Linked DNA regions of Mus musculus: all the other regions are linked to region 1. A link is a loop called in an ENCODE intact Hi-C map of the cell type or tissue named here. Cell type or tissue: heart. All regions are shown on one strand.

Evidence for each region. Peaks named below come from ENCODE experiments on the same cell type or tissue, not always from the same donor. Only the 100,000 strongest peaks of a DNase experiment are listed, where the experiment ranks them.
Region 2: a loop joins it to region 1, with 2.8 times the contacts of the local background. A loop is called at or near these places in 3 of 42 quality-filtered maps.
Region 3: a loop joins it to region 1, with 5 times the contacts of the local background. A loop is called at or near these places in 3 of 42 quality-filtered maps.
Region 4: it touches region 1 in a loop (7-fold over the local background); 10 of 42 quality-filtered maps call a loop at or near these places.

What each region holds. Positions count from the first base shown.
Region 1 is chr6:42,581,082-42,586,081 of GRCm38, reverse strand. It overlaps Gm38798 (a long non-coding RNA gene), which reads left to right and starts at 4,355. Exons shown (of 3, transcript XR_869010.3): 1 at 4,355-4,492. In heart, a CTCF peak has its summit at 2,358 (motif pointing right); no DNase peak of the experiment used is centred here; H3K4me3 peaks cover 448 bases.
Region 2 is chr6:42,430,774-42,435,773 of GRCm38, reverse strand. Tas2r126 (taste receptor, type 2, member 126) reads right to left here and starts at 1,239. Exons shown (of 1, transcript NM_207028.1): 1 at 313-1,239. The coding sequence starts at 1,239. The coding sequence ends at 313. In heart, a CTCF peak has its summit at 2,023 (motif pointing right); a DNase peak (open chromatin) is centred at 1,193.
Region 3 is chr6:42,264,672-42,269,671 of GRCm38, reverse strand. It overlaps Casp2 (caspase 2), which reads right to left and starts at 4,687. Exons shown (of 11, transcript NM_007610.2): 1 at 4,475-4,687; 2 at 2,023-2,173; 3 at 1,611-1,778; 4 at 1,384-1,465; 5 at 692-786; 6 at 216-392. The coding sequence starts at 4,548. In heart, a CTCF peak has its summit at 4,964; a DNase peak (open chromatin) is centred at 4,761; H3K4me3 peaks cover 2,158 bases; H3K27ac peaks cover 1,700 bases.
Region 4 is chr6:42,346,613-42,351,612 of GRCm38, reverse strand. It overlaps Zyx (zyxin), which reads right to left and starts at 1,785. Exons shown (of 10, transcript NM_011777.3): 1 at 1,494-1,785; 2 at 1,137-1,356; 3 at 465-667; 4 at 251-343; 5 at 1-138. The coding sequence starts at 1,344. In heart, CTCF peaks have their summits at 933, 1,785 and 2,485 (motif pointing left); DNase peaks (open chromatin) are centred at 392, 1,042, 1,842 and 2,362; H3K4me3 peaks cover 2,926 bases; H3K27ac peaks cover 2,851 bases.

The DNA of each region.
Region 1 (5,000 bases):
ACACACACGACAAATATATGCATGTATATATATTTATGTGTGTGTACCTTATGTACATACACATAAAATGAAAAAATACTAAATCAATAACATAGATCATTGGGTGCTGTCTCCACTGTCCTTATCTGAATGAATATACTAATCCTTTATGTTTTTATGTTTTGTAAAATTTTCTACTGAGAACTGACTTTCATCTCTACATGGCTGAAATGGGCTGTCAGCCAAGAGATCCTGATACCCCAGCACAAATTTAAGCATGAATACACAAATGGTCAACCACAGCCCTTGACTTGCTGAATCCAGTGACTTTACTACATATGCTTAAAGATTTAATTAAACCTGCCAATCACTGCACTTTTCTAATGCATGACAAAAACAGAGTTGGGGCTGGGTGTGGTGGTGCACGCCTTTAATCCCAGCACTTGGGAGGCAGAGGCAGGCAAATTTCTGAGTTCAAGGCCAGCCTGGTCTACAGAGTGAGTTCCAGGACAGTCAGGGCTACACAGAGAAACCCTGTCTTGAAAAAAAAAAAAAAAAAAAAAACAGAAACAACAACAACAAAAAAAAAAAACAAAAAAAAACAAAAAAAAAAACAAAACAAAAAACAGAGTTGGGAAAGAGTTTCTTTTTAAAATCATGGCATCTATGAATCATATGAGTGTAAAATTGTCTTGTATTAGCATTATCTTCACACATATGGGACTCTGTAAATAAAAGTTGACAAGCTATTAAAAAAAAAAAAAGAAGAACGGTGTCTCCTAGGACATTTTTCAAGAATCTTGATGTGGTAGTGACTCAAGCTCCATGACTAGACTCAGATTGTCTTATTTACTAAATCAATAAAGTATTGCTTTTGCTTCTGTTGATTTGTGTTTCTTTTACTGACAAGTAAAATATTGTCCCTTTCTTCAAGAACTCCCCTGCCTGCTGCTTGAGAAGTGTGGCACCCGTCCTCTCTCACAGAGAACCTTCTCCTGAATATGTGCTCCTGTGTCCATGTCTTTCTTTTGCTCCTATGACCTGGGTTCCAGCGTGTGAGGACAGTTAAACATAAAATAGCTTACGTCTGATGGAAATGTTGGCCAGGATGATAAATGATTCAAAGAGTACCATTTATTCCTCTCATTGTTGTGACCAAGTATCTAACAGAAGTGACTCGAAGGAGGAGAAGTCTATTTCTGTTCATGATTTCAGAAAATAAAGTGCATCATGTCAGGAAAGGGGATGCTTGGAGTTGCAGGAGCTTGCTCTCACCTTTGTTCTTATCTTAGCAAATCTGAAACAGAGAGAACAGAAAGTAGAAATAGACCATAGCTCTCAAGGCCCACCCAACCACCAGGAGTCTATGACTTTAAGGTAGGTCCAAAAGTTCTACATCCTCCCAGAAAAAGGACCATCAGCCTATGGCAAGAGCATCTGTCTATCCATATCTCTAGAGCCAGGGATGTAGCCCAATGATACTCACTTGCTTAACATGCAAGGATCAAGGGATGCTTGGGATCAAATCAAGAGTCTTCAGCGTGTTAAACAACTGGACACCACTGAGCTACATCCCAAGTATCTCTCTTAGAAGAGAATACATGTCCAGCCACGTGTCACGACTAAGTAAGTATATGGTCTTATGGTCTATAGTCACATATATATAAGTCAGTATATGGTCTATCTACAGTCACATCGTGCAACTGTAAAATCTTATCACTCTTAAAATTGTCTATTTAGTGTTTTCTTACTCCACTCGACTGTCCATTTCATTAAGACAAGGGTGACACCTGTATTTCTCAAAGTTCTATCTCCAACATAACACAGTGCCTAACACATAAAAAAGCTTTCCACAGGTACACGTGGTTGTGTTAGATTGTAGAAGAATGATTAAGGATCCCTAACTCGTGTCCTTACAGAAAACTACCCTATTTGCTGAAATTCAAAACAGTCTTTACAGGGTACTCACAGCAAAACTAATATTTCTCCTATTCTCTTCTGACTAATAATAGCTAACATAACCACATTGACGGTCAGATTGGATGACCAAAAAGTGATCTGCCATTTCCCACTTTCCACATGCAAGATTTAGTTCTTATGAGAATAGCTACAGCAACATTTTGTGGGAGATGAAGTCAGAAACTTTCAAGGAAAATGATTGACTTTTAAATACATTCCCCAAGCTTCCATTTCTGGGTCTCTGGTTTCCTTCTTGCCAGCCCCTTTCCTTCTCCATGTCATTTGAATCCCACCAAACATTAACTTTAAAGAAACTCCGTTTTCATCTAGATATTATGACCAACCCCTTTTTACTATATATAGTCCAAGAACATTCCTATAGGTTAGGAGGAGTCCCCAAATTTCTGTCAGCTAAATAACTTGGGCTCTTTCTTGTCTCGCCTCCAGGTGGCGCCCTAAGTCCAGGCTGAAATTTCAGCAGCGTCTGTACCTCCACCCCACCCCCATCCCCGCCCCGCCGCCCCACCCTCAGATTGAAGAAATAAAATGAGTTCTTTTGCAAAATTCTATCATAGTGTTTCAAAAACAGAAGGAAAGGAGCCAAGAAGCCAAAAGCCTGCTCCAAATAAGTTACAAAGAACAGGAATAGCCATGAAAGGTCGGTGAAGTACAGGAAAAAAAGAAAGTTTCAGGGTGTTGAGGAAAAAAAGATATCAGTGATCAAATCAAGACCTGGACACTGCCTGCTACAACTCTGTCCTGGGAGACAAGTTGCGCCTACTTATCTAGTAGTAGCAGTAAATAAACACTCTTTTGATTGGATCCGGGGCCAGCAGCATAGGAGTGCTTATGCCTGGTGTTTTGAACACGGTCCATCAAAACCAATGGCTATGGAAGTCATAGGCCCTAAGGGAGAACCCAATGACGCTTTTCTAAATGGTCATGTTGTCAAGCTGCCTTCCAGATACTTATGGTTTTATCCATAGATTTGTGCTGCTCCGAATCTTGCTCAGAGGAATTTCTTATTTTAGTGGGTAGTGACTAAGGCAGAGATGCATTACTGTTGTTCCGAGTGCTGAGAGTAAGTGATTGTTCATGTTTAGCTGTAAATAGGACGCTTGAATCAATCCTTCCATGCCAAGGCTCGGGAAACATCATGGAATGTGGTGTTGAAAGAATGTAAGGGCCAGGGGGTGAGCAGGAGTGTTGGGAAATGCTGTCCTCTGGACATGACATGCCTGTTGCTCACATAAACTCAAAGCAGCTGTGGAGACCTACACAGGGCTCACACAGGATCAAACCCAGCTAAAAGTTACTAGCTGAAAAACTATTGGAAGTTGAGGGAGGAAGGGAGTTGGATCAGCTCCTGAGGGAAGGAGAATCACTTTTCTGAGGGAGAGGTGTGGTCACTGGTGAGTTCTCTCTTTACAATAGATGACTCTGTGCCCATGCACATAAGAGAAAGACCAGTGGAACTCAGTGTGTTAAAAACATCCATTAACAGATTAAAAACTATAAAAGAAGGACAGAAAACAGGGAGGAAGATGTGTAACCTGGGAGAAATTGGAGAGAGGGAGAAATTAATATACTCAAGATACAGTGTGTGTGTGTGTGTGTGTGTGTGTGTGTGTGTGCATGTATGTATGTATGTGATTAAAAATAAAATTTAATATTAAAAAATACAGAGAAACTGGGTTGGAGAAGCAGGAGAGGTCCTAGGAATGTAAGTATGATACCATTTTCCTACCTCTAGAGTCACAGAATTTACAGATTACAAGAAGACATTCTATTCATTTTTTTTGTTAAATTTTGGGTTCCATAGTGACATTTTCCTACAAAATTATCTGACATTTTGTATTTATTTACTCCCTTGCCAATAGTCTTTATCTTTTCTCTCACACTTTTACTGACCACCCCCCCCCTTCCTCCTCCTAAGTGGTACTGGCTTCTGTTTCTTGACCTGCACATTTCATTACCTCTTTTACCCCCATCACCTTTCCTTCTTCATACCCTTTAATAGTTCCCTTCCTCCTTTCATGGCCTGACTGCTCTCCCTACCCCCCGCCCCCCCCCCCCACACACACATACACACACATACATTCTTAGAGAAAACACACAGTATTTTTCTTTTAAAGACTGACTTTTTTAGCTTCGTATAATGATCTTTCAGTTGAATATTTTTTCCTGTGTGGTTGTGATAAGTTTGTTTTTCTTTACAGTGGAATAAAATTCCCTTATGTATACATATCACATTTTCCTTATCCGTCAGTCTGTTGATGAACATCTAGGCTGGTTCCTAATCTTGCCTATTCTAAACAAACAGTACAGCATTAATGTGCAAGTAACTGTGGAATCCTTAGAGTGTTGTCATGGTTTCTTTTCTTGTTGCTATAATGAAATCACAGAGATAAAAGCAACATAGGGTAGAAAGGGTTTATTTGGGCAGGCATTTCCAGGTTATAGTCATCATCATGAGCAATTGCAGCGGGAGGTGCTTGGAGAAGCTGGCCACATCACATCTGTCGTCAAGAGCAGAGAGCATGCCGGAGCTCAGGTAGCCTTCTTCACTTTATACAATCCAGAATCCCAGTGTTAGGGAATGGGTGCCACCCACAGAGGGTCTTTCCACATCACTTAATATATTTAAGATAGCTGTCTCCTGAGAGGCCCTGCCAGAGCCTTACAAATACAGAGGCAGATGCTGGCAGCCAACCATTGGACTGAGCAAGGGGTCTCCAGTACAGGAGTTAAAGGACTGTAGGAACTGAAGGGGTTTACCACCCCATAGGAAGAACAAAAGTATCAACCAACCAGACCCCCACTCCCCCAGAGGTCCCAGGGACTAAATCACCAACCAAAGAGTACACATGGAGGGAGGATGGCCTTGTCCAGCATCAATGAGAGGACAGGTTCTTGGTCCTATGAAGGCTCCATAGATGCCCCAGTGTAGGGAAATTCAAGGGTAGGGAGGTGGGAGTGGGTGGGTGGGTGAAGGAACGCCCTCATAGAAGCAGGGGGAGGGGTGGGATGGAGGTTTTCAGGGTGGGGTAAAACCAGGTAAG
Region 2 (5,000 bases), 150 kb after region 1:
GATTCAGTTGATCAAGACTATTCCCTAGAGAATGAATCAGTAACAAAAGGAAAACAGACATGAAAGGAACAGGACATATTGTACTTTGCACTTAGATCAATACTGGTCCAGGATTCGGAATTTCCACTTTCATAATATCCTAAGGTAAGGAAGGACACTCTGTATTTTCTTCTCCTCTTTCCCAATGAGGAACCTCACAGTATGACCCCATGCCTGCCTACAAAGACATTTCCACGTAGATGAGCTCACTTCCAAGTGAAGTTACCCTCACCTGAGTCTCTTCAAAGGCTCTAGATAAAGAGACCAAGCCTTCTAGGCCACCCAGAATCCCCTGGCCAACAGGAGTAGCTGCCTGAAGGTGCCGCGGAACCTGAGATTATTGGTGATGAGGATAAATGGATGTACAGACATGCAAAAGTAAAGTATAATTTGCCAGGGCCAATACCACACATTATCTGAGGAGATGAAGACTGTAGCATCAATGATCATGGACACAAAGGACACCGCATAAAGAACCAGGAATGAGATGAGTGACTTCAGGGCTCTGCTGTGAGCCTGGACGTTGGGGTCTTGCAAGCTGTGGGTATTGTGCTGCATTCTTAGCGAATGCCTTCTGAGAGAACTGATCAACAGCAAAATTGAGACCAGAAAAAGAGAACAAGGAATTGACATGGTGACAACTTTCAGAGGCATGAAATAGTCTATTTCCAGCCTTCTGTTCCACTCCTTAAAGGTTGTGTTCCCAGTAAACTTTCTCCTTAAGAATGCCTGATATATAGTGTGGTTTCCCCAAAAGAACAGCAGAGTTACAATGACGGACACCAAGATAGAGCCCAACAAGAACCAGGGCACCAACGCTGGGAATCTCCACTTCAACCACAGGAAGGCAGGATGGGAGAAGTTAGCAATCTTGATACAGAACAGGACGCTGAGCCAGGTACAAAACCAGAAAGTGGCTGAGTTCAAGAAGTCCCAGTGAAGACTAATGAGCTGCCGGGCAAGGCTCCCGGAGTACTCAACCAGATGGAGGAAGTAATAGAAACTGTTGACCAATCCCACACACTGCTGGAAGAATCGGGAGGTGCCCAAACTGAAGAGGATCATGTCCGAGGGGAGCAGCCTACCACGCAGTAGCCATTCCCTGCTCAGCATCAGCACAATGAAGCCGTTGGCCAGGATCCCCAGGAAACAGAGCAGAACAAAGGTCAACATGAAGAAAACTGATAATGTTGGTAGCATTTCAGTCCCTCCTCCTGTCACCACTGATTGCCTTGGTTCCTGGCCTCCTCCCTGCCCCTACCCACAGTCCCTGACACTCCCTTCTGGAGACAGGAGATAAATGGTTGGATTCTGCATGTGAGCCAGAACTTCAATGTGAAAAATGCTCAGGCAGTAGATAAAAGGTGTGCTTTTGGCTCAGATATGATGCAAATATTTCCCGGGCTCGGGTACCATGGGGCAGCAGCTGCTCATGATTTGCCTTCTCTGATTTTGCCTACATGCTGCCATGCTTGCAATAACATCAGTGGGGAAGGTATTTTAATCTTGGTAACTGAGTTCCATCATTCTTATCCCATCATTGCAGGTTGTGACCACTTGCCTCTTCCTATTAGGTGTCAGTAGGTAGGTAGGTAGGTAGGTAGGTAGGTAGGTAGGTAGGTACATAGACGCATAGATATCTGGCACAAGGAGATACCTAGGAAAAATCGTGACACTAAAGAAGTCTTTCTTATCTGAGTTTCCCTGCCATATATCTACCCCCACTCAGGAATAGCCACTCCTAAGTCAATATCTAGGTCTACCTCTCTACCCAAATCTCTACATAAAGCCCCTATGGCTTCTATGGATTAAGTAATTTATAACCATCTAAACTGCTCTTTTTCCAGTGAAAGAACCTATTTCCTTGTGGCTGCAGGACTGAATGCCTAGGTCTCCTACTGGATATTTGTTGGAACACACAGGCTATCATCAGTATTTGCCACGTAGTCATATTTAAATATGGCCACTGACTTATTTCATTAGACCAGCAGAGGGAGGCATGAGCAAGATAGAAATAACACAATCCTAGGAATGTCACCCTAGCCTTCTTTGCCTGTGTTATTAACTAGAAACACAAAGCACTGTTACAGAATAAACAACACGTTGGACTCCTTTGATTAGACTCAAGTCACAGCTCTTATCCACTTCAAAAGTGGGGGATCACAAAGTCACAAAAGTCTGGGTTGGTATTCATGAAGGCCACCTTAGATTTGTCTACCACAAAGATACTTGAGAGTCCCCCATCTACTAGCACAAACATTAAAGGGACCCCTACTGGAGCAGGTTGAAAAGTAAAACCATTTTAACGTATCTGTCATCTCAGAGAGTTACTTTTTCAATTACTTTTATGTGTGACAAGGACACATAAGATCTACTCTTTCAGCAAGAGGCAAGTGTATACTCTGGTATGGCTAGCTGCTGTCTGTCACACAGCTATACATTCAGCCTCCAGGACTGAGTTCTTAGCTGAATTTTTGTACTCTATGACCAACATCTTTCTCTTCATTCCCTTATCCTAGATCCCTAGTAACATCACTGTGATTTTGACTTATTTTGGTTATTTTAGGTCCCACAAGTAAAGTCATTTAGTGTGTGTCTTTCCTTGTCTAGAATTCTTTGCTTAGCTTAATGTGTTCTAGAACATAATGCCCATTTGTGTTGTTTCACATAGTAGTATGTCATTATTTAAGGCTGAATAATATTTTATACTGGTTATATAACTTATTTCTTCATTCATTTACATATTAATACTTTCTTAGGTTGCCTCCATGTCTTGGCTACTGTCACTGATATTGTAACGGACATGAAAGTGCTTATATCTCTGATTTATGATTTTACTTCCTTTGGGTATTTGCTGTTCTGGTTTGAATATGCTCGGTCCACACCAAAACTCATGCTGAACATTGGTTCCAGTGTAGCCATATTAAATGGTGTTGAGAACTTTCAGAGGTGAGAGTTCATTAAGAGAGGTTTTTTTTTTCATGTACACTCGCTCTCTAGCAGGACTAGCAAGGATTGGTTTCCTTGAACAACTGAAGTGATGGCAGTGTCTCCCTGACCTTTTGATGTGGGACTGTCTTCTGCATCCACCCACTTACCTCACATGACACCTTCCTTTACTAGAAGCTCCGCAAACACCAGAGCCATAATCCTGAGCTTCTAAACTCTGAGAAGGAATAACCCATTCTTTTTAAAAACTACCCAACATAAAGTATTTTGTTAGAGTGACAGAAAAGAAACTAAGATATAACATACACCCAAGAATGGGACTGTTGAATGATAAATTAATTTCTCTCTCTCTCTCTCTCTCTCTCTCTCTCTCTCTCTCTCCTTCTCCAGTAAACATCTATATTATTTCCCAAACTGCCTATACCAATTTACATTTCAACCAGTACATACAGGAACTTGTTTTCTCTGCCTCCTCCCCACCACTTATCTCCTTTTGGTAAGCACTAACAGGTGTGAGGTAATGCTTCTTCATGGTTTGATTTGCATTTCTCTGAGTCGATGGTGCTGAGCCCATTTTGAGCCCATTTCAGACATTTCTTGTCTGTTTGTATGCCACTTTTGAAAACTATCATCATCTCAGATCCTTTGCTCACATTTAAATCAGGTTGTTTGGGGATGATTTTGCTATTGAGCTGTATAATTCCCTTACAATTTTCTTCTTTCTTAGTGAAGAAACCATTCTTCCCACATTGCCTATTCTTGGCACCCAAGTCAAAGTTCAGTTGCCTGCGTGTGTGTAAAGTTAAGTCTGAGCTCTCTGTTGTGTCTGGTTGGTCTGTATATCTGGTTTTATCACAGTACCATGTTGTTTGCATTCTTTTGGGTTGGTTACTGGAAATTTACTGCGTTCCTTCTGTTTTGTATTTCTTTGATCTTCCTTGTCCCATATAACCTTGTGTGTAATGTTTGTATGCCTGAAGGAATAATTATCTTTACCACTGTACCGATTGCTTCCTTTACTGTGCATGGACTTTTTATTCTGATATAACCCTCCTTCTCTATTTTAGTTTTCCTTCTCTGTATTTTCTGTGTGATATCACAAAGCTCAGTGTCCATATCGATGTCAGGAAGTGTTCACTTGTCTTTACTTCTTATAGTTTTATGATTTAAGATCTTAGGTTTGAGTGTTCAACCTATTTTAAGCAAGTTTGTGTATCAAGTAATATAAGGGTCTGGCTTCATTTTTCTACCTATTTATATCTAGTTTCCCCCATTTCCCCCAGAATCATTTATTGAGGAAACCATCTTTTCCCCAATGCATATTCTTGGCATTTTAGTCAAAATTCAGCTGACCACAAATGTATAAACTTGAGTCTGATCTCTCTGCAGACTCATTATCTATATGTCTTGTTTTCAGTACCATATTTTATACATTCCTTTAGAATGGTTACTGAAACATTGTTATACTTCTTTTAATGTTGTATTTCCTTTATATTTTTTATGTTCATATAATCTTAGGTGTGAATTCTGCATAATCAAAGAAGCAATTATCTTTCACATATTCTACAAACGAGTTTTAAAGAAACCAAACAAAACAACCCTGAGATTCCACCTAACACCAGTCAGAATGGCTAAGATCAAAAATTCAGGTGACAGCAGATGCTGGTGAGGATGTAGAGAAAGAGGAACACTCCTCCAATGCTGGTGGGATTGCAGGCTTGTACAACCACTCTGGAAATCAGTCTGGTGGTTCCACAGAAAATTGGACATAGTACTACTGGAAGATCCAGCAATACCTCTTCCTGGGCATATATACCCAGTAGATGTTTCAACTTGTAATAAGGACACATGCTCCACTATGTTCATAGCAGCCTTATTTATTATATACAGAAGCTGGAATGAACCCAGATGTCCCTCAACAGAGGAATGGATACAGAAAATGTGGTACATTTACACAATGGAGTACTACTCAGCTATTAAAAACAATGAATTTTTGAAATTCTTAGGCAAAT
Region 3 (5,000 bases), 320 kb after region 1:
GAACCCAAGCCTCCCTGTACTATTCTAACTCCATGAAATCTCAGTTACCCTGAGACAGCAATGTTCAGAAACTGGCTGGCCCTAGTTCCTTTTACTAGATCGCAGGAAGCAGCACAACAGTGAGAAACATCCAGCAGGAACAAGAGGAACAGAAGCACTCAGCCCCCAAGTGCAGCCCACCCAATATACATGTCAGCCTTTCCAGCCTCGAGTACCTGTGCGGTCTGGTCATGTAGCACATGGACATTGTAGCCCAAAAGCTTGAAGAGGGTGACTAGAGTAGTGTGGTCCACATCCCCTCCAGAGCGGAATTCCAGGTCTTTCTCTCCAGTGAAGTGCACATTGCTCAGCACCAGTGCCAAGCCACGGGGCTGAGATTGCAACCTATAGGCCTAGAAGGAGGAGGCCAATTAGACCAGGAGCTTCTTGATGACAGGCAATGTCGTTACCCTACAAGATCAAAAATTTCAAAACACACCCCAAATAATAACCCACATCCCAAAGGCAGACAACTCCCCAAATCCAACCTCCTGTATTTTTTTTTTTTTAAATCACACTAGGTAACAAGGAGAAGCCACAGAAGGCATCAGTCATCGATGACATTCTCACAAGGGCAAAAGCAGCAAAACACTCAGAAGACCAGGAAAGCCTCTCAGTCCCCTCCTCTCTTCTTGAAATTATGTAAACTCACCAGCTGGTAGTGTGCCTGGTAAAACTCAGGAGTGCATGGCTTCACCAGAAGACAGGGAGGACCATCACCATTATCTAAGGAGTGTTCCGTAGCATCTGTGGGAGAATGCCAAAAGTTAGTACACATTTCAGCACTGCTCCTGTAACTTCATTAATTAGTCATTTTAACTGTAGGGCACACTTTAAATGTAGGCTTTAACGTTTATTTCCTCTAACATGTAAGCTCAACGCTTGCACAGACCCTGTTGGCTTCTGTTCATCACTAGCCCCCGCCCCCCCCCCCCCCCATGGCTTCAAACAGTAGATACTCAACTTGCTGAGTGGTAGAAAGTGCTTCTGAGACAAGCCTGGTTCTAGTCACCTCACTGCAGACAGGGAGCCCTGAATCTACATCCCTGCTTTTCTTGTTTGGCTTTACAGAGAAGGCAACTCAAATCATACACAGTAAATTGCATTTTCCATCTCCATAAGGTACACAAAAAAAGCCAATTATTTTGAAGAATACTACATATGATGGAAGGGAATGGATCCAATTTATATCCCTCTAACCAAACCAATCTTGCTTGCCTGTCAAAATTCATAAGGCCCTGTTCCTGTCGTGAAATTCGTCTCACTTTTAGGGAAAAGTCAGATACTAGTGGAAAAGCAGGTTAAGTCAACGTGGGAGGTTCCTTTTGTCCTTTTCATTCTCACCTGTGGATAGGCGGAGCTGCTTGTGAGGAGGGCAGGACTCACACACCGAGAAAGGGAGACTTGTGTCATAGTCACAGCTCAACTGAAAGAAATCAAAAGACTCACCATGACCTCAGAGAGATGGTTCTGTCTTAACTAAAATCAAGTTTCTCTTTCCCACACCCCTTGCTCTATATATTTTCTGGACAAACTAACCCACCCCAGGCTACAGTCCTAGGGCTTCATACCGGTGGGAGTACGTGCTGAATATCTGAGAGGGTTGTGAGCAGTAAGTCTTCCAAGTGACCCTGCCTGGTCTCCCGCAGGGCTTCACAGAAGGCATCAAAAGCCTGGGGTCCTCTCTTTGGCAGCAGGTTGAGGAGTTCCACATTCTGGCTGAAACTGCCCCCTTTGGCCTAAGGAACAGGAAAACAATACTAAATTATATTTATCTAGCTGTAATGCTATTTTTCCACGTGAGGTTCCTAGAGTAGCGTGCTCATTCATCTTTGCAATTCCTCTTTACAGAGTGAGAATGCACAGACAAGGTTTTCTATCAAACTCTCAAGCCGGACAAGGGCATTCCTCTTCCTCAGCACACCCTTCTCCAAGCCTGCCTCAGACCAGTTTATCTTCCTGGAGCCTTCCCCACCCAGATACCTGGATGAGCTCCCTCATTTCCAAAGTGATAATGTCCTTCTCTAGGAGGTGTTCTAACAGCTCGCTCAGCAGCAGCTGCTTGGCCAGCACCACTCGATTCTTTTTCAGTGTTTCCTGGTGGTCAGGATGCATTCCACACACTGCCAAAATCCTACAGAAAGAAGGCAGACACAGGGACTTTCAAGCGTAAGCCTGAACACAGAAGAGAAGTGGATAAAAAGCACACACAAGGCACATTTTGTTAAATCTCTTTACATCAGAATGTACTATGCAGTAATATGCTGACCCTAAGGACATAAGGTATAATTCTCTAGAGAATGTTTGCATCAGACTATCTGAGATAATGATCTGATTAGGAGAGCAAAGAGCCAACTTGGTCAAATTAATATAAAGAAGCACAAACACATCCAAGAGAAGAAACACTTCTCTGACAGACAAGCTTTAGTGTTCAGAAAACATGACATACTTTTTATCTTAGAAATCGAACCTAAGTTGAAAATGATCTTAGGACAGGAATAAAGTAATAAAAACCTAAAGCTAACACCCATATCTCTAAGACACACACACTTGCTCTAGATGGCTCACATAAATATCAAAAATATCTTACATTTCCATGATAAACTAATACTAAAAAGTGATCAAAAATCCTACAAGGTATGGGTAAGTGAAACTGAGTGAAAGCCACAGAAGGTAGATACTAATGGTGAACACGGTATAAATTGTAATCACAAGGACAGTGTAAGCAATGGTTAAATTATCTTGGTAATTTAGTTCCCAGCAATAAATGTATTTAAAAGATTCCATAGTTTTTCCTCTCAAATTTGTAAAGAGACCTGCTTATGCTCAAGAATGGTGAATACCATTTCCAATATACATCCTTTATGTGTCCAATGAATCTCCCTGATCTTATTTAGTATGAAAAAATGCTTAAGTCTGATGACAATGGAGTGACAGTGTAACAGTTGACTTTATACATCAGAGATTTTTAGATGAATCCCGATTTCAATGCAGGTAAAATATAGGAGCACAAGTAAGCACCTTCAATCACTGAAATACCACGCACTGGTCGAATGCCCCTTGTATAAAGGCTCCTTTAAGTCCTTTCAGGCCACAGTTAGATGGAAAAATAGGGTCCTGAGAAACTGCATTAGCAAGAGGTATTGACGCAGAGTAAATATTCAGAATGTACCTGCTATTTCAAAATTCACTAGAATTTTAACTGAGGTTTTAAAATTCATGCTCTACATGAATTTAAAACCTCAGTTAAGAATCACCTTACAAGACAACACAGTAATGGGGATAAATACAGGACCTTGGTTAAATTAAAATGAATACAGCAGCTGTTAGCTGGGTTTATCATTAGGTATATAATGAATGGTAGAGCAGAGTTCTTAGGTCATTAGGAAGATCCATTTCTTAAGCGGCTTCATTTCCTCGACTTCCACTCTACTGCTCTCTCCAGTTTCAGTTGGCTAGCCATGTTCCGGTTTCCTGTAGAGGGCACCTGACCTCTCCCCCAACACCTCATTCTCTTTGACAGGACTAGACCAGGAGACCAAACTCATTTTCAGTTTCTGATTCTCTTGCCTCAGGCATCAGGATGCCAGGATTACAGCCTTGTAGCCTTTAAATGCTGGCCCTGCACTAGGACACCCTTGCAAAAAAATAAAGGGGAGGGGGCTTTTCTCTAGACAATTGCATCCTCAGGTACAATTTACTGACTCCAGTTCTAAATCCTCTTATGTCCCAGGCTTGAATTTTTAACGAAGCAGTCGTCACCGTGTTTTATCTGAGGCTCCACCTACTCCGCACACCTGCCACTTCCTTTTATCTCAAACTACCAGGCTTAAAATATGAACTTTCCCGAAGTTTCCAGTCACCTGGAATTTTAGGGCACCCATGAAAAGTGGAATGGAGAAAAAGAACACCGAGAGGTTTCTAACGCTTTGATTCCGTGTCCTGTAAGAGTTCCCGTTTCTATATTAATGTTAGAGGTCTGGACAGGAAACAATAAAATTGTGTCGTCCTGTGCAATGTTTTCATCGAAACTGACGGAGGAGGCGGAGAAACGGGAACCATCTAATCCTCTCAAAGGATTCAAATCCCCCAAACCTGTGTGGAACTCTCTGACAAACATCTATTATATGAGAAAGCAGTGCAGGGCACGAGATAGTCAATCCAAGTCAAATGCGCCCAAGGCCGAGCTGCGAAGTCTCTGGTTTTTAAAGAGAAATGAGTTTAAGTCCTCAGCTAAGAACTGGAAGGAAAAGCCGGAGCATCTCTGGAAAAGGTGAGATGCCGCAGGCGAGAAGTAGCGCGGGACGGACAAGATCGCTCTCATAGACTCCTCTGCGCTGGACAAAGGGAGGCTGCTGCAGCCCCTGTACACGCGGCACCAGGCCAAGAAGCCGCGCCGCTCGCCTGGCCGCCTCCCCTCCTCTGCCCTCCTCACCTGCTCCTCCTGTCAGCCGCCATCAGCCCCTTCCTGTGCAGGGAGGACTGCGACCTCCCGCTCGGCGCCGCCATTTCCAGCTTTTCCCGGGCTGCACACGCACCACCCACAAAACAAACAAACGCTGGGCCGCGCCAGCCCCCGCATCCCTCCCCCAGCCTCCCACCGCGCCGCGCTTGCGCACGGCTCCGCCCGACGCCAGCAAGCCCCACCCACGCCGGGACATGCGCAAGCGCACACTGCTCGCTGAGGCTCGCACAGCCCAATGGGAAGAGAGGAGGCGCTAGAAGGAACGGGAAGGGGCGGGAAAAGAGCGAGGGTTCTCCTACTCGGGGACCTGATTGGCTATCGATTCCCGCGGAAACCGCAGCCCCCTCCCCTGGTTCCTCCGACCCCTCCTGAAGTAACTACAAGAGACCAAAGGGGCTGGGCTTCCCTTGTTATCCTTGTTCGCCTTGAACTTCCAGGGCCAGGATGCAGGGAAGACGGAAAGCACTAGGAGGCGCTCTTCTCCCAGGCTGGGGCA
Region 4 (5,000 bases), 230 kb after region 1:
CTGCGGCTGAGGTGGTGGCTGGGAGCTAGAAGGGGTCTTCCAAGGAGGCAAGGGTGCTGTGCCCCCAGGGGCAGGTTTGGTACTAGGCTTGGGAACAAATGGAGTGGCAACTGGTGGGGGTACATATCCGGATGATACCTGCAAGGAGAAGCAGAGGGGAGAGAAATGCACTTAGACGAGGTTGTCATCTCTTCCTTGCATTCCCTCCTCTCCTTCTAGGCCCAGACTTTCCTACTGTCCTGCCCCTTACCCGGGCTTTGAAGGGATCGTTCTTGGTCATGTCGTCCAGCAGTGAGGACAGAGAGTCAATCTCCAGGTCAATACTGCACACTTTCTCCCTGGGCTGGAGGGTCAAGGGTCAGAGCACCCATCCCAGTCTTCCCTTGTCACCCCACTCCTCTCCAGCCCATGGAGGTGTCCCCCACCCCATCTCCAGCAAAGCTGCCCTTCCAAGCCCTCCCTACCTGCGGTGGGAGCTGGGTAGGGGCCTCAGGCCCTCCCTCCTCCTCCAGTGGAGGTGGAGGGGAGGGGAAGATGTCCTCCTCCAGAGGAGCAGGGGGGAATGGTTCCTCGATCATCGGGGGAGGTGGAGGTGGGAAGGCACCTCCCAGGGCACCCTCTGAGTCGTCGCCCTCCCCAATAAGGGGAGGAGGGGGCAAAGGAAAGTCTGGGTAGGAAGGAGAGAAAAGGCTATCAGTACCGACCCTCTTTCCTCCTCTCCTCAGACGACTGCTTTAACCCCTAATCCAAGAACTCTTTCCTGCATCCCAAGAGTGTGTGCAGACCATAACGAGGGGCTCAGGATGCCCTGGGCGAAGCAGGTCGAGTGAGAACGAGCCAGGTTGAAGAACCGTGCAGCTCCCGTTACACTTCAGAGAACGGATCCAGAGGGGAAGATTCCTGGCCCACATTCCCGCCTCCTACCCCCAGGCGGGAGACTTGGAACAGTCCCAAGGGTCCTGGCTCCCAGCCAGGAGCTCCAAGATGAGGTAAGAACATCTGCTCAGGACAGGGTAGCCACCCAGCGCCCAGCCCCCTCCGCAACAGCCTTTTCAGACAACCCCAAATTCCCCAAACCACCGACCCCCACCCCTGGCGCCCGAGAAAGATCAGGGCCCCCAATCCCAGCCGCATACCTTCCGGGGGTGGTGGTGGGATCTCGCCCACCCGACCCATCTGCGCTCTTTGGGCCCCGGCTGCTACAGGAGGCTCGCTGTCCCCAGGCCGGAAAGGATTCACTTTGGGCTTTGGGGCCACAACCGGGGCGAACTTCTTCTGCGGGGCGTAAAACGCGGGGGCCGAGACGGAGACGGAGATCGCGGGAGGCGGGCGGGGGGCCGCCATGGCCAGGCCGGGCTGCAGGGGGTGGGGTCGTCAGGTTACGCAGAGCGGTGTCGGACTGACACTCCTCGGTCTAAGCGCCCCTCGGTGACCCCACCCGCGCCTCCCCGCGTCCCCTTCCCGGGGCGGCGGAGCTTCTCCCCGCTCCTCACCGCGCGCAGGAGCGTGAGAGGCGCGTCTCGGATGACCGCCTCGGCGCCGAGTCCGCGGACTCTGCGTCCCGGTCCGGAGCCGCTTCTAGCCAAGCGGGGAGGGACGTCGTGCACGGGAAGGGAGGGAGGGGGCGGGGAGAGAGCGGCGCCCAGACCATACAAGGAGCGGCCCGGAGAGGGGGCGGGGAGAGACCGGGGAGGGAGGACCCGACAGGAAACTCCCCCAGGAAGGGGCCCAGGTCCTGCCCCGGGCTCCAGGCTCTGCAAAGGTCCGCCTGCGGCCTCCCTACTCACCACCGCCCCCGCCGGGCACAGACCACCCTTCCCCAGCACAGGCCTCTGATGTCATTTCCTGACCTGCCACCTACCCCACCTCCCTCCTCCCGACCCGCGAGTGCTGGAGAACTGACTCACTGTCCGCACTCCAGGCTGAGCAGGCTGGCTAGTAATCCCAGCGGTCCTGAAGCAGCTCAGTCGCGCACCCCGGGCCTGCCTGCCATTGACCGACCCCGCCCCTCCCTGCAGCTTCAGCTCCGCGTCCCACGTGTCCTGTGGTCAGTCCCGGAACGCAGGACTGGGATGGAACTGTACTCCTGGGTGGGCGGGGGATGGTGAAGGGACGTTGGCCCTGCGGGCACTTGGCTCCCAGGCCGGCCTTCTGTAACCCACTAGTGTGTGAGCAGGAGCCTAAGCTGGGGGAATGCTAACTTCCTGAGCTAGGCAGCCTCTTAAGGCTTCTAGGAATTCGCTTTGCCCTAGACCCGCCTGCAATAGTATTGCCCCGGGGACAAGAGTCCAGTGCTTTGAGTCCAGGAATGGAGGTACAAGGGCGAAGTCAGGGCGAGTGGTCAGACAACCTAGGAAGACCCAAATAGCCCCCGGGGACTAGTCCTTGAGGATCCCTTCAGCAAGCCTTTCCCAGTCCCTCAAGAGTCTTTGGGTTGTCAGCGCGCCCCGGGACAAAGCTCGGTGGAGCCCCCCACTGGTCCTACCAGATTCCTCAGCCTGAGACTGCCCCAGGCTACATGAAAGAGATATGACTAAGCTGGTGTCTGCTTTTCTTACTTTCTTAATCTTGCATCTTTCCCTTCCGATCTTCTTCTTCTTCTTCTTTTTTTTTTTTTAAACAACACACGGAAACTTCGTCCAAATTATAGAGTTACGAGCTAGAGCCTCTAGTCCAATATCCAACCCTCGGTGCTTCCTTTGGTTTCGCCCTGTCATCCCTGGCTGAGGCTCCAAACCTTGGCGCTCCCCATCTGCTGCACCCTACTGTCCAGTATGGTTGGTCAGTATATGTCCTTGAGCTATGCTTTAGGGGCATGCAAACTAACCCCATGAACCTAGGATAAGAAACTGGGGGATGTTACCTGAAAAGACGGCCCCAAGGGTTGCACTCAGGTCAGAGTTAATTAACCCTGTTGGCAAAGATGGAGAAACTCCGTGAGGTCAGGGAGCCTGGTTTCCAACTCAGTGGACAAGATTTTTCATTCATTCGGTTTCATTGCCTCCATTGTAAAAGGGATGGCATTTAGTTCGTTTGCCTGCTGCTTTATGTGAAGAGATAAATAACATGCCATGCCTGAAAATTCTATATAGTTCTCAGTATTACTTCCAAGTTCCAGCCTGGAAAACAACGGAAATTTCCAGCCAGTTAACCTAGGCAGCTTTCTCTCACATGCTCCCTTCTAGCTTGCCAGGCAGGTTTACTGTGTCTTAGGAGATTCAAAGCCCTCTCCTACTGTCAACCTTAAGCCTTGAGTCATATCTATGACTATACATTCATCATCTTTCCAGGCCCCGCTAGTCTCTCTTTTCTCTGTCATCTTAATGTTTCCATCACCAGTGTTTTGCGTTTCATGTGTGACCATACATGACACAAAGTGCTCAGGTAGACACACCCTAACATGCACGAGCTGGTCCTAGGCCTGTTCCTATGAAGATCTGTTAGAAATTTGATACTGGATTTACTCTGTGTGTCGGAGATTGTTTCTTGGGCTTTTCAGACCAAGAGTCATCACCATCCTTCTAAATATGCCTGTATGGGGAAATGGAGTTTCCAGATAACTTTATAAGAGTAAAAGCCACCTACCCTCTAAAAGCCTCTTTAAGGAACATCGGAAAATAGAGTCTGTTTAATTGTTGGCAGCTGAACCTATTTATAAATCAAGAATAGGAGAGTGTGTAGGCAGACTCAATTTCACAGACAACTAAGAGCATTCAAGATGCAGAATATTAGAGCTTAGAGTTTTAAGCCAGCCGTTTTAAGTACAAATTAGAAACAAAACAGAATTTCTGAAAGGGTCAGAGTGACTGGCCCAGGATTTCTCAGGTGGAGGTTAGAGTCAAATGTTCAACATCCTTAATCATCAGGGAAATGCAAATCAAAACAACCCTGAGATTCCACCTCACACCAGTGAGAATGGCTAAGATCAAAAATTCAGGTGACAGCAGATGCTGGCGAGGATGTGGAGAAAGAGGAACACTCCTCCATTGTTGGTGGGATTGCAGGCTTGTACAACCACTCTGGAAATCAGTCTGGCGGTTCCTCAGAAAATTGGACATAGTACTACCGGAGGATCCAGCAATACCTCTCCTGGGCATATATCCAGAAGAAGCCCCAACTGGTAAGAAGGACACATGCTCCACTATGTTCATAGCAGCCTTATTTATAATAGCCAGAAACTGGAAAGAACCCAGATGCCCCTCAACAGAGGAATGGATACAGAAAATGTGGTACATCTACACAATGGAGTACTACTCAGCTATTAAAAAGAATGAATTTATGAAATTCCTAGCCAAATGGATGGACCTGGAGAGCATCATCCTGAGTGAGGTAACACAATCACAAAGGAACTCACACAATATGTACTCACTGATAAGTGGATACTAGCCCAAAACCTAGGATACCCACGATATAAGATACAATTTCCTAAACACATGAAACTCAAGAAAAATGAAGACTGAAGTGTGGACACTATGCCCCTCCTTAGAAGTGGGAACAAAACACCCATGGAAGGAGTTACAGAAACAAAGTATGGAGCTGAGATGAAAGGATGGACCATGTAGAGACTGCCATATCCAGGGATCCACCCCATAATCAGCTTCCAAATGCTGACACCATTGCATACACTAGCAAGATTTTACTGAAAGGACCCAGATGTAGCTGTCTCTTGTGAGACTATGCCGGGGCCTAGCAAACACAGAAGTGGATGCTCACAGTCAGCTAATGGATGGATCACAGGGCTCCCAATGGAGGAGCTAGAGAAAGTACCCAAGGAGCTAAAGGGATCTTCAACCCTATAGGTGGAACAACATTATGAACTAACCAGTACCCCTGAGCTCTTGACTCTAGCTGCATATGTATCAAAAGATGGCCTAGTCGGCCATCACTGGAAAGAGAGGCCCATTGGACACGCAGACTTTGTGTGCCCCAGTACAGGGGAACGCCAGGGCCAAAGGGGGGGAGTGGGAGGGTAGGAGAGTGGGGGTGGGTGGGTAAGGGGG